Regions from separate parts of the Homo sapiens genome. Here region 2 is linked to region 1. Evidence: chromatin contacts called from ENCODE Hi-C data. All regions are on one chromosome and are shown on one strand. Each heading gives the region's core, a stretch centred on a gene start or an enhancer-like site at or near the end of the contact. The rest is flanking DNA. Distances are from core to core; before and after follow the strand shown.

Region 1 (7,410 bases), core at 3,595-6,094:
ACTTAAATTTGGGATGCAATTCCAACTTAATTATCTTTCTGAAAAATGAACTTCTCTCTGGTGAGAGACTGATTATAAATACTAATTATAATAATAGATATTATATTTCTTCACCGTATAAAACCTGTGTAATCTTAGTACTTTGAAAAATGACAACTTGCAATTTATAAATTTGATTTCTAAAGTAACTTTTTTCTAATTATTGAAAAATATAGGCCAGCCACAGTGGCTCACGCCTGTAATCCTAGCACTTTGGGAGGCTAAGGTGGGCAGATCATCTGGGATCAAGAGTGTCAGTCCAGCCTGGCCAACATGGTGAACCCCATCTCTACTAAAAATACAAAAATTAGCCAGGCATGGTGCCGCATGCCTGTAATCCCAGCTACTCGGGAGGCTGAGACAGGAGAATTGCTTGAACTCGGGAGGCAGAGGTTGCAGTGAGCTGAGATCACACCATTGCACTCCAGCCTGGGCAACAGAGCAAGACTCTGTCTCAAAAAAAAAAAGAAAAAGAAAAATATAGTAGAAATAATTAAATATAAATTTCAGGGTAGGAGAATTACATTATTAGTATTACTGGTAAATGGCTATTTACTTGCAATAATTCCTAAGAGCCCAAGTAGCACTCACTCACTTGAAACATCAAGCACTCATATTCTATGTGATTTGACTATGTAAAGAATTAACATTTTATGTCACAAAAGAAGATGAGTACCTCTTCCTTCCCTCTCACCACCACATCAAAAATAATTCACATAGTACAATGTTTGGATAGTCTTGCTTGTATTAGAAAGATAGAGATGCTGTCTAGTTCAACTAGTATAATTCAAGAGTAGTTACCAAAACTGATCTTTTTAAATGAGTCCATGTAGTCCTTTTTAGATTCCACTCTTATTTCAGTGAAAGCAACTGAAGCAATCCCAAGGATACCAATATAATTCATCAAAATTTATTCTCTTGTTTCTTTCTTAAGTACTTTTTTCCCATCTATTTAGACTAAGTTAAAGTAATGTCAATACCTGCCTGCAACATGTGTTTCCTTAACATTCTTTACAAACTAGGGCTGAAGATATGAACATCTGAATTTAAACATCTCTGCAGAGGTCACACCTGTGAATCTGACCGTTTCTGTGTAGACAGTCTAAGCCTTCCAAAACCTCTTTAAGATATGAACATCTGAATTTAAACATCTCTGCAGAGGTCATACCTGTGAATCTGACCGTTTCTGTGTAGATAGTCTAAGCCTTCCAAAACCTCTTTAAGAATTGTTGCTATTATTGCCTCTTCCAGAACTCCATTCTTGTGTTCTCCTCGGTTGACAATGTATTTTATGATATCCAACATTGAACCTAAGTAGACAAACAGAAGAATTAAAACATAAGCACCTTCATCACCTTTTCAGAACAAGACTCCATTATGTATAAAATTTAATAGAAACATCAAAATATGGGCTTTATTTAATGCAAATATTCCCAAGGCAAACAAACAATTGAATGGGGGCCCCATGACCAAAAACACTAAATCCAAGTTTGCAAGAGCACTTTCAGTGTGAATTTAACGAGAAGGATTCTGGGTCAGGGACCAGAAGGCTGTTCATGGCCGTTCCATGGCTGGTTCCTTTTCTGGTTACAGTATTTCTCACAAAAATTCCTAAGAGCAACCCTCCAAAGAGGGTGCAAAAAGTCTGAACTGACAAAGAAAGGAGTATGAGGCCAGGAGAAAAGGCAGAAGTGAACTGCTGAGAGAAAAAAAACACACTCTTTGAGGACCTAAATCACAGGTGGGAGGGGGAAAGAAGTATGTTGTTTCTAGACCTCTGCTTATAACCGGAAGATTCCTTCCTGTGACACTACCTGATCTTTATTTTCTTTCCTTCTTTTTCTTTTTTTATTTGAGACAGAGTCTGCCTCTGTCATATAAGCTGGAGTGCAGTGGAGCAATCACAGCTCACTGCAGCCTCAACTTCCCAGGCTCAAGCGATCCTCCCACCTCAGCCTCCCAAGTAGCTGGGACTACAAGTACGTGCCACCACGCCTGGCTAATTTTTGTATTTTTTGTAGAGATGGGGTCTTACCACGTTGCCCATGCCGGTCTTGAACTTCTGGGCTTAAGTGATCTGCCCACCTTTGGCCTCCCAAAGTGCTGGGCTTATAGGCATAAGCCACTGAGCCTGGCTGATCTTTATTTCATTTACCTGATATATTTGAGGCACTAACACTTACAATAAACAAACAGATACCTAGTACTTTGTTACCATATACAGATTAGTATCCTTGGCACTGTGAATTCATGTTTCAACACATATTAATTAGTATTCCAAACCCCTGGGTCAGTTTAAAAGCCAAAATTACCTGGGGGTTTGACATTTCTGAAGAGTTAACAAACGGCTTACCTCAGGACCTGAATTTGGCTCTAGGCTCTTTATAATTAACTAAGAGGATTGAGCTTCCCCATCAGATACAGCTGCCTGCCCCTCATTAAGAGATTCAATGTAATGAAATAGAAGAAAACAAATGCATATTTTTCCCCAGAGGAAAAAAAAACCTCTGTTTATTTGTTGACTCTTAGATTTTTGTGTCATTTAAAAAATGATAATTCCAAAAACATTTTCTTTTTATTGTATAAGGATATACCATACCAGGCATGCATGCATTTCTGTCCTGCTAAAAGAAAAATGAACAAGAGTCCACGTCTGCCCACGTCCTTACCTGTGGAAACCTGTTTAAAATCTGTTCTTACCTAAAGCCCAGAGAGGCTAAATTGGACTCAAAAAGACAAAGAAATTTTCTGTCAGATCCTCCTCAGAAAACAGAAGATTCTCAGCTTCATAAAGCAAAAGGTAAAATCTTCAGCTTGAGCAGAGCATTTGGGACTATTCAGGGTCTCAAGTCATCAGAATTTCTCATTTCCTCAGAGTTGGTGGAACCCCACAAAAAGAGAATGCCTTAAGATCATCTTGTTGGCAAAGCGCAAGTTCCTCTGCTGAATAAAGGGGCAGTCCCAGCACTCAATACTGCAGTCCAGCTCTGGCAGGCTTCCTTTTTCTTTTCCTTTTTCTTTTTTTCTTTTTAATTAAAAACTGAAGTAGGCACTCAAGGAAACAATGACTAATAAGACTGAGGAAGACTGAAAACAGAACAGAACTAAGCTCCCCAGGGCTCCCCACCGAGACCTACACAAGCAGACCCAAGCCAATTACAATGCCTTCGTCATCTCATTTTTGGGCTTCTGCTTGATCCAAGAGAGTTTCCTTTTTAAAAAAGGAAAACATTAAAACACCTCCCTCGACATCTGCAGATTAAAATAGGCTCTATCATATAAATTCTGCTATGCTAGTTTTGGGTTGTCCAGGCACAGCAAAATGTTCTCCTCTGATCCTAAACCATACTTCATGTCTCAGAAAGATACCCAGAGAATCAAGCCCTCGAAAGAGAACACACCAGAGATGTGGGTATGCTGGGTGTTCCCAAGGAAATCACTTGGGCTTTCTAAGCTTCAGTGCCCATGTCTGCAAAACGAAGGTGTAAATACTTGCAGCACAGCATACAAATTTTTAAGTCAACAGATGTTAAAGTCACAAATTCCAGCACCAACATTTACTATGTGTGTGACCTTGGGCAAGTTGCTAAACTCCCTTGAAATTTGGTGTAATTTCTGAAAAACAGGGATGGTGACACAGGCCATTCAGGGACACTGTGAAGATTAAATGGGATAAGGTCAGTAAATTGCCTTGGACAGGATCTAGCCACAGAGTAAGTGTTCAAAAAAGGCAACGGTTATCATTATCATTCCCTCTCTGATAGTGATGTTAGAAGATTAAAAGAAATAAAATACAGGATGTGAAAGCACCTTGTAAATTAAATTGTCAATGGCTTGCATCACTGCAGGGATCTGAAGCTAGAGAGAGGAAGTGACTTTCCCTTCCCAAATGCAACAATAGGATGACAATAGTGCCATTTCTGATCAACACTGCAAGTGAATATGTAGCACACATTTCTCCCCATGTCAACTGAAACCACATTTAGTGAGCACCTACTGGGCGCCAAGTTCAATGAATTCAAAGTGCATTAGACAATCTTCACAAAGTCCACAACCTAAATATGCACTGTCCAATACTGGAGCCATACAAGGTGATTTAAATGTAAGTTAATTAAAATTGAATACTCAGTCCCTCAGTCACACTAGCCACATGTCAAGTGCTTAAGAGTCACATGGGATTAGTAAAAAGTAGATAGCAGCACCTCAGAACATTTCCATCATCACAGAACATTCTGATAAATGGCACTGAGATAATTCAGCAAACTGCAATGTGTTAAGGACCTGAACAATGTTAAAAAGAAAGGACTCAAGGAGAAAGGACTGGCTAACTTTTTTGAAGAGTAAGCGGTGACTGTGGAGAGGATGTGACCTTTTAGGCCTGAGCACATGGAAAACAAAGGAGAGATGCAAGGCTGAGAAAGAGGACAGGTCAGGGGCAAAGGCATGAGAGCACATAATACATTCCGGGGGCTGCCTCTCAGCCTAGAAGGTCGGGCATTTCATACCTGGAGAAGAGGACATACACATTCTCGGAAGTTAAGCAAAATTATGAAAAGCTTTGAAGGTCAATGTGAAGCAATCTGGACGTTATCCTCTAGGCAATGAGAAACCAAACAAACTTTCAAACACAGGAGAGAAAGGATTCAATCTAAAGTCTTCTCCAATATGCTGGTTCCAACAAAAGGAGAGAAAACAAGCAAATAAATAACAACAACAAAATCCACTTACCTCCACTTAGTAATTTCATGACCAGCCAAAGTTCATCTTTGACCACAAAAGAGGTGTAATAGGTCACTACGTTGGGATGGCTGCACTGACTCATGGCTTGAATTTCTTTCTATAAAAAGAGCAAAACATGACATAGTACCATGGGGTGAAAATTGGCAAGCAAAACACAAGTGAATCACAGTTGAGTACCTGGGTAACTTTCCTACTCGAAAGCCTACCTGAGGGGCTGCCTAAGCCATTACTTCAAAGAAGGTATATAAGGACCAATTCTCTCACCCACATTATCAACTCAGATTAGAAAGTTCTCTACAGGAGACCACAGAGCCCTGTGGACCAGCTACCAGACACAGGAACTTCAGATCACTGTTATCACCCAGATGACCCCCCAACTCTGCCAGCAGAGAGCCCTGCCACATAGGACTAAGAGCCTCATACCTGAACCGAAGGCTTGACAGGGAGATAAAAGACTGGGTGAGTTACTAGGACACCTGCATCCTGGTGCCAGCCTGAACTCTGGTGGATCTTAGCTCCTCCCTCATCCAAAAAACGACAACAAAACTGTCCCTGTTTCTCAGGACTGCTGTGATGGTAAATGAGAAAATACATTTGAAAATGCTACAGTATTATTTCCCAGCTATCTGCCACAGTAGATATTCCATTAACTAAAAAAAGGAGGTGGCAGGGAAGAGAGCGGCAGGCGAAGTAAAATAAGCTTGGGAAAGATCAGATAATATATCTCATTCTAAAAGAATCACAGGGAATATTAGTACTGTCAAAGGCTCTGAGAAGTCCTGCAGTAGATAAACTGCCATAGTTTAATCCATATTAACAGAGCAGGAAAAGAATGCTTTGTGGGTCACATCTTGGAAACACTGCTGTAGAGAATAAAATATATTTTATTCTTTGTTGTTTTATATAAAGACATAAAACAACAAAGCTGAGAAATAAAACAAAAGGAAACTTTCAATAAATCACATTTTTCTGGAATATTCAGTTTCATATTGATTTCAGTTTCTCGTTTTAAGTTATTGTCGGATGACTCCCATAAAAGCTTCAGTCTAATGTAACTCTCAATCAAAGGTACCAGACCAGTGTAACTCACTTTCAAGGTGCCATAAAAAGGACAAGAATAACCTAAATGATCAAAGAAACCTCATTTTTGCCATTATGTATTGATGAAAGAAGGGTACATTTATGCATCCTATGAATATATTCAATAATAATGAGCTTCACATTAACTCAAAGTTACCCAAGCAGAACATCTCAATTTGGACGTTATCTTTGCTTGTCCAGTACTGCCTAATCCTCATACTACTAAAAAGATCCTATATATCCGACAACTTGGCCAAAATTCTGTAATATGTAACACTCATACGTTCCTTAACATATATGTTTATTTAAAGTGCTTTTGGCTGGGGGCAGTGGCTCATACATGTAATCCCAACACTTTGGGAGGCCGCAGCAGGCGGATCACCCGAGGTCAGGAGTTCAAGACCAGCCCAGCCAACATGAGAAACATTGTCTCTACAAAAAAATTAGCTGAGTGTGGTGGTGTGCGCCTGTAGTCCCAATGACTGAGGAAGCTGAGGAACGAGAATCACTCAAACCCGGGAAGTGGAGGTTGCAGTGAGCTGAGATCGTGCCACTGGACTCCAGCCTGAGTGACAAAGCAAGATTCTGTCTCAAAAAAAAATTAAAAAATAATAAAAATGAAGTGCTTTTAACCAAAGATAAACTCCTTAGAAACTACTAATTTTTCTTTTTTCTTCTCAGTATATAACAATGATTTTCCTTCATCATTCCCCTCATCCATTTGACTGATTACAGGTTTTCTAAATCTGACACTTTTCAATTCAGCAACTCTTATCCTTTGAATAAGATCTGAAACCTGAGGTTCAGTTTCCATCTGTTTCCGGTATTAGGTTCTGATGCCATAAGACACTTCTGAAGGAGAAATGGAACACTGCCCTGGCCACTCCTATTTCAAGTCAATAGCATCTGCTCAGTGCGGGGATGGCCCACACTGAAGGTCTGTAGCATTAGGTAGGGTCCAGTTTAAACAGATGCCTAGTGTTCAAAGAAACGAGAACAATGTCTCTTAAATGCAGCTGCACTCTAAATGTAAGTGAATGCTTTTCTAGTGCTGTAACTCCAAACTTTTAAATAATTTATCAAAATGCACAAAACAACTAATGGTCATACAAAAGGAAATTCTTTTACATTGAAGGCAAGGTTGAGTCAGTCTAGAAAAACACACTTTTTAGCCCTTTGCATTTAGATGGCCAGTATCACTTCCCACCCAAAGTATCAGGTTCTCTGACTTTGCAGTGAGCGTGTGTGTGTGTGTGTGTGTGTGTGTGTGTAACTCCTTTAGAAAACCTGTAGAACCTATAGATATAACTTAGCAAATTCTATTCCTTCAAAACTCTGAGTCTTAGAGACACCATCTGGACATTAAAAGGTTCCAGAATTTAAATGAGTGGGGGATGAGGGGTCACAGATACTGCCACACCAACACAACCACAGGAGCAGTATAAGGACAGGTAAAAGAAGGGGCAGGGGGCCCAAGAGTGGCTTTCCATCAGTTTGATCACTCAACCTCACATTCTTCTTCCATGCAGCTGAGCCATCCCTCTTCACTTC
Region 2 (6,523 bases), core at 2,598-5,097, 530 kb after region 1:
TTGCACCCCCATGACTATCAGTGTAGCTGCTCATCGTGGGAATCAGTAAGTTGAGGGTAAATGAATAAGCAAAATCAGTTCCTTTACATTATGATGGAGCACAGTACTGTAATGTATCATTTCTTGGTTAAATCAGTAATCTGCTAAGTTGCAAACTGGTATCCAAGTGGCAGCTGAAAAGCGTTTAGGAGTCTGTGGGCCTACTACTACCCAAGTCCCCTGTCCCCACATATGCTCCTTCCACCATCCTACAGCAGTGGCTTACTTGGCTGGCAAAAAGCTATCTTTTCTGACTTGTATGGCTACAGGGCCCTTAATATGGTATATATCAGCTGATTCTCAGAAGTAGGTGGTCCCTGTCAAAGCGAGCTTGGGCATAACAGATGACTCTTTGACACCCGTAATTTGTGGTTCCCTTACTCATTGCACCCAACACTCCGAGTTGGTTTCTGAAATCATTTACGGACTCTTTAGTGATGGTATGTCAAGGGAATCTCTTCTGTCCTACATGAGGGAGCCTTCTTTGGTCATGTAGTGTCAATACATGTAGACTGATTATTTTCTGTGTGCCAGGTACTGTGCGAGGCTCATGTTGCATTTATTTTCTTTTTTGAGGAGACCTTTTGTCCAGGTAGTCACGTAAAACTCTTATATAACAGAGAGCTAGAACATTCTTCCTTTTTTTTTTTTTTTAACTTGGGAGAATTGATGCACAGAGTGAGTTTATGTAAGTTTCTCAAGGCCATGCAATATAGGAATGAATTAGAGGCTAGGCTTACCAAGCAGAGCCCTGTGATTCACTCTTAGATTAGACACATACATAATCCTTGCCTTGCCATGCTCCTGACATTACAGGTAGTTAGCCTTTAACAGCTCTTTGCCATTTTATCAGTCCTTCTCTTGCTTAGTGAGAACTAGAGGTGCCATCCAGAGTCAAAAGCAGGAATAGCTGTCCTTGGCTTCCAGAAGCCTAGTCCTAGTAAGACATTGCTATACCAAAAGTTACCAAGTCCCTGCACTAGCTTGAGCTTTCTCATCACATGTGGAATGTGGCTTTGCAGTGAGCCAGCAGGGCTCAAAATATCTTTATTGCTGTATTAGTTTGTTTTCGCACTGCTGTAAAGAAGTACCTGTGGCCAGGCATGGTGACTCATGGCTGTAATCCCAGCACATTAGGAGGCCGAGGTGGGTGGGTGGATCACTTGAGCTCACAAGTTCAAGACCAGCCTGAGCAACATGACGAAACCCTGTCTGTATAAAATATACAAAATTTAGCCAGATATGGTGTTGTGCACCAAGTGAGCCAAGATGGCACCGCCGCACTCCAGCCGGGGTGATAGAGCCAGACCTTGTCTCACAGGAAAAAAAAAAAAAAAAAAGAAAAAAAAAAAAAAAAAAAAGAAACACCTGAGACTGGGTAATTTATAAAGAAAAGAGGTTTGAGGTTTAATTGGCTCACGGTTCCATAGGCTGTGCAGGAAGCATGATACTGGGATCTGCTTGGCTTCTGGGGAGGCCACAGGAAACTTATAATCATAGCAGAAGGTGAAGGAGAAGCAAGGCATGTCTTACATGGTGGAGCAGAAGCAAAAGAGAGGGAAAGGTGCCACACACTTTTGAACAACTAGATCTCAAGAGAACTCACAATCCCGATGACAGCACCAATGGGGGATGGTGTTAAACGATGAGAAACCGCACCCAGGATCCAATCACCTCCCACCAGGCCCCTTCATATTTGGGGATTACATTGCAACATGAGATTTGGGAGGGGACACAGATCCAAACCATATCAATTGCTTTAAGCCAAATGACTGTTATCTCAATAATTTTCGTAGGTGAATTATTTTGGGGGATTGAAGTGTATCATTTTGTATTACTTTAACATATATAACATCAGTGGAAAACACCTGTAAAAGGGATAATTTTATAGTAAAGTTTGTGGAATTGATCCTAGGCCTGTATATATTGTCAGTGTTTAGAAATCGATTGTATATTTTTTGCTAGTCAATATGAATAGCATGTTTTAGATAGGTAGCTCCTCTTGTCTTCTGCTGGTCAGATTAGATTTGTACATTCCTGATGCAGCTGGTTTATTCTTGTTTCTTGCACAAAAATGGGAATTTGGCCGCTACCAGGCATGCTTACTCCTTGGCACAGGTTTTCATTAGGAAGGCCTTTTCCTCTGCTGCCATCTCTCATTAGGGAGCTGCAGTGCTTGCTTTTCCCCTTTGCGTCTTGCTGAATGGCCCCATGGGTCCTTGGCAGTTCCATCCTTATTCCGCCTCCATTTGGAGGACCTGCTGTTCTAGCCATTAGTGAGGATTTATGGCACATTCTGTCTGCCAGATGCACTCTCCACCTTCTGTATTGGAACTATTAACTGAACCCTCTAAAAACAGCCTGCTTCCTTATGATGGGATAGGGATGTTTGAAGACACCCATTGGCAATACAGTATGGAAATCAACTTCAGAAGACGTTCATGAGGTTGTTAATAGAAGAGTTATCACAGTGTTTCTTTGGCTCCCATATTAAATAACAATGAGTGTCAATGGCCATTTTCAAACAGGGACCAGGATTTATAAACATTGGCTCCAAATGCATGCCTCAGACTTCTAGAATCAGTACTTTAAATAGGTTTGACAATCATTTATTTTGATTTATTGGGTTCACGAATTTTTCTAAAATGGTTTTGTATTCATAAACTCTTCTTTTTTGGCACCTTTTTTTTAAATTGCTGTATTTCCATATAGAATCTGAAGTTTAAAAATGAGGGGAGAACTTTTCATCTTCATGGTGACAGAACACATTGCCTCACTTGTAATCATTTCCAGAGTTGGTACTTATTTGGTCAGTGATGAGAAATACTATTAATCTTCCCAAAGGGAAGATTAGATGAAAAATAAAAGATGTTTAAAACATCTTTTATTTCCCAAGGCTTAATTTTTGTTAAAATTGTATCCTTTAGCACCTGTTCACAATGAACATTTCTACTGCCATCTAAAATTTCCAAAGGAAGCTAATAAATATTTTTGCGTTGGAGCTCAGAACAGCTTGCTTATGTCTAAGCCCTATGTCCCTTTTAACTAAGCTGCTGTTTGGCTTCAAGGCCTGGGCCTTTGGCCAATGAGTTCTGCTCATGTTCAGAGTCCTTCTCAGGGAAGCATCCCTGGCAGAGTTCCAGGGCCCAGCTGGTGAAATCAACTTGTTGCCCTTTTGGTCTTAAACCCGAGAGAAACACTACATCTTATAAAAGATTCCTGACAGAGAGAGATATGATTAAGTCTAGCAAGAAACTTATTGATGAGCTTGTGTTAGCTCTCTGCTGACTTTTTGCGGAGAATAACTGGAGCCCATTACTGTAAGTGCTTTAGATGCCTTTGGGGGCCGTGTCATGCTCCAGATCTTGCCTGCTTCAGTTAGTTTTAGGGGAAAGGAAAATGCATGTTTTAATCTTACGAGGAAGCAGCATGGAACAGAATTACGTAAAATAATGTACGTGAAACTATGTAGTGTACGGTGCTTGACAAATAGAGCTTAGACAGTACGTGGCACATAATGACCCAGTAAGGAAAGTCAAAAAGCACCTACCATGAACACCATTGATTCATAAAGGAAAGGGCATTTTAACATAAAAGAAAGGGAGAAAGGTTACATATTGTAATAAAGGACAATCCTTTAAATTTATCATTAAGTAAAAGTCCTTATTTTTGTCATTTTGTCCTAGACTGGGGAAAACATTATGGGTGCAATATGGCTTAGAGGTTAAAAGCATGAGCTCTGGAGTTTGTCTACCTGCCCAGCACCACTCCTAATTCGATGTGACCTTGAGCAAGTTACTTTACCTTTCTGTACGTTGGTTTCCTGATCCAAAGAATGGAGTTCACATAACCTACCTTATGGGTGTGTTGTAAGTGTAAATAAGTAAATAAGTAGTACATGTACTTAGAAGAGTGCCTGGCACATCATAAATGCTCAATAAATGTAGCCTTTCCTTGTAGTCATTAAGGCACTCCAGATACTGCCAGTTCTTCACCCTCAGGCACACCAGGATTGTGCTTCTCAGCCAACCTCCTCTTTTGTGATTGGGTGGGGCCATATGACTAGTGGGCTGTGAACAATATTGATTTGAGCCGCTTCTGGGCTGGAGTATTATAGTTGCCGGCATGGACTCTCTAGGGCTCCCACTTCTAGCACAGTGATTGGTAACACTGGAGATGGGGGCTGCTCCGTCAGCCTGGGTTTCTTAGTGCCTCAGGCAAGCAGAGTCCCTGGCCCCCAACCAATGATAACATGTAATGAGTAAGAAATAAGCCTTTGTTTTAAACCACTGAGGTTTTAAGGACTTTGTAATTGCTGCATATCTTAGCTTATCCTGACTGGCACAGATGTTAATAATAATATGGCTAGTTATCATTTCCTAGGACAATATTTGGAAATAATTTGTCTAATCAGTACCTCTCAAAATATGCTCTTTGAATCCCTGACAATCTCTGAGGCCCTTTCAGGAGGTGTGCAAGGGCAAAACTGTTTTTATAATAGTGCTAAGATGTCATTTGCCTTTCTCCCAGTGTTGAAATTTTCACTGAGAATGCAGAAGTAATCATGGGCAAAATTGCTGGTGGTGGCACCAAACTACTACTAATAGTAGTCATTGTACTCTTCATGCCACATTCTTGCAGAAAGAAAAAAATGTCAGTTTCACCTGAGAATGTTCTTGATGAAGCAGTAAAAACTATAGTTGTCCCTCAGTATCCATGGGGAATTGGTTCCAGGACCACCAACCCCCGCCCCCGAGGATACCAAAATTCATGGATGCTCAAGTCTTTTATATAAAATGGTATAGTATTTGGCCAGTTGCGGTACTCCCACCTGTAATCCCAGCCCTTTGGGAGTCTGAGGCGGGCAGATTGCTTAAGCCCAGGAGTTTAAGACCTGCCTGGGCAACATAGCAAGACCCTGTTGCTAAAAAATAAAATAAAAATAATTAAAAATAAAATAAAATTGTATATTTTTGTACAACCGATGCACATCCTCCCATATACTTTAAATCATCTCTAGATTACATAATACCTAATGCCATGTAAATGCAATGTTAATAGTTATACTGTATTTCTTAGGGAATAATAACAAGAAAAAAGTCTATACATTCTATACATGTTCACAACTATCCATTTTTCTTATTCAGACACACCCATCTATTTTTATATTTATATAGATACAACCGTCCATTTTTTAAAAAGTTTTCAATTCATGGTTGAATCCATGAATGCAGAACCTATGGATAATGGGGGGCCAACAGTATTAATTTTATTAAACCTCTCTTCTTGAGTATATATTGAAAAAGAATATTGTGTGTGATGAAATTGGAAATAGGTATGCAATGGTGTCTGTCTTAAGAAAAATGCAGTTCTTTTTCTTTTGAACTGAACTTTTTTTCATAGAACCCCATTTTTACTTGAAAGAATGATAAACTGTGGTTATTCCAACTTGTGTATTTGACAGACATTGTCTAGAAAATGCACAAAATTAGCTTGTCACGTTGTTTCAAAGAAAGCAACTGACATTATTTGTGGTCAGTGATAAAACTCAAGCTTTCAAGCAAAAATTAGATTTTTGGAAAGCTTATGTGTACCAGCAGGAGCTTGACAGCCTGTCAATCCTTTACATTTCTGATGAGATTGGTAGTGATATTAACAAATGTGATTTTCAAAAATATTTTATTTAAAAAATCACTACTCAGCGAACCAATATTTTCCAGATAACTAATGCATGATGTTATAAAATCATGCATGAGTGAAAGATCCATTCACAGACCAATGGATTTTAATGTAGCAGAATATAAAAAGTTTATTGATATGATTTTAGATTCCATATTACAACCAACTTTTAAGAATATCTGACTTGACAAATTTTAGTATGGTGCCAAAGAAGAATATCCATAACTATCTGAAAGTACTATTAAGGTACTTCTTCCTTCTCCAGCTATGTATTATCGTGGTACTGGGTTTTCACCAAATACTTCAACCCAAACAACATCTGGCAACAGATTAAATGTATACACAGTTATGAGAATCCAACTCTCTAGTATTAAGCCAGACATTAAAGAGATTTGCAGTAATGGAAAACAAGGCCACTCTTCTCACCAATTTTTTTTGAAAATGTAATTTTTAGTAAAAATGTATTAACATTTAATGGAGTTTGTTTACAATAAATAAATGTGTTTTAAATATTTTTAAAAATTTCTCAGTTCCAACAGTGGGTATGTTAATACTGATAGATATAGTCCTCATAAACAAATACTCTTTGGTGTTCGCAATAATTTTTGAAGAGGAGACCAAAATGTGTGAGAATGGCTGGTCTGGAATATTCTTAAGTCTTTCCTAAAAATGTGACTCCCATACCAGGTTTTGTGGCTCATGCCTGTAATCCCAGCACTTTGGATGGACGAGGCAGGCGGATCACTTGAGGTCAGGAGTTCGAGACCAGCCTGGCCAACATGGTGAAACCCCATCTCTACTAAAA

What was found. Hi-C counts contacts between places; a loop is a spot of excess contacts on that map. Pooled maps may share reads with other maps.
Region 2: a loop to region 1 is called in a map of K562, with 2.5 times the contacts of the local background. The contact joins two enhancer-like sites. A Hi-C loop is called at or near these places in 1 of 168 maps with a recorded cell type or tissue (K562), 1 of 37 single-sample maps with no recorded cell type and 2 of 50 pooled maps.

What each region holds. Positions count from the first base shown.
Region 1 is chr2:168,162,532-168,169,941 of GRCh38, forward strand. STK39 (serine/threonine kinase 39) reads right to left here. Exons shown (of 18, transcript NM_013233.3): 3 at 4,768-4,876; 4 at 1,208-1,349. Among named protein-coding and RNA genes, the nearest start is that of STK39, 81 kb to the right of the region's middle. Within about 2 kb of position 4,845, at least 3 of the 41 ENCODE cell types and tissues checked have a DNase peak (open chromatin) inside an H3K27ac peak, as active enhancers do.
Region 2 is chr2:168,696,876-168,703,398 of GRCh38, forward strand. The region is part of intron 6 of CERS6 (ceramide synthase 6); the gene reads left to right. Among named protein-coding and RNA genes, the nearest start is that of CERS6-AS1, 86 kb to the right of the region's middle. Within about 2 kb of position 3,848, at least 5 of the 41 ENCODE cell types and tissues checked have a DNase peak (open chromatin) inside an H3K27ac peak, as active enhancers do.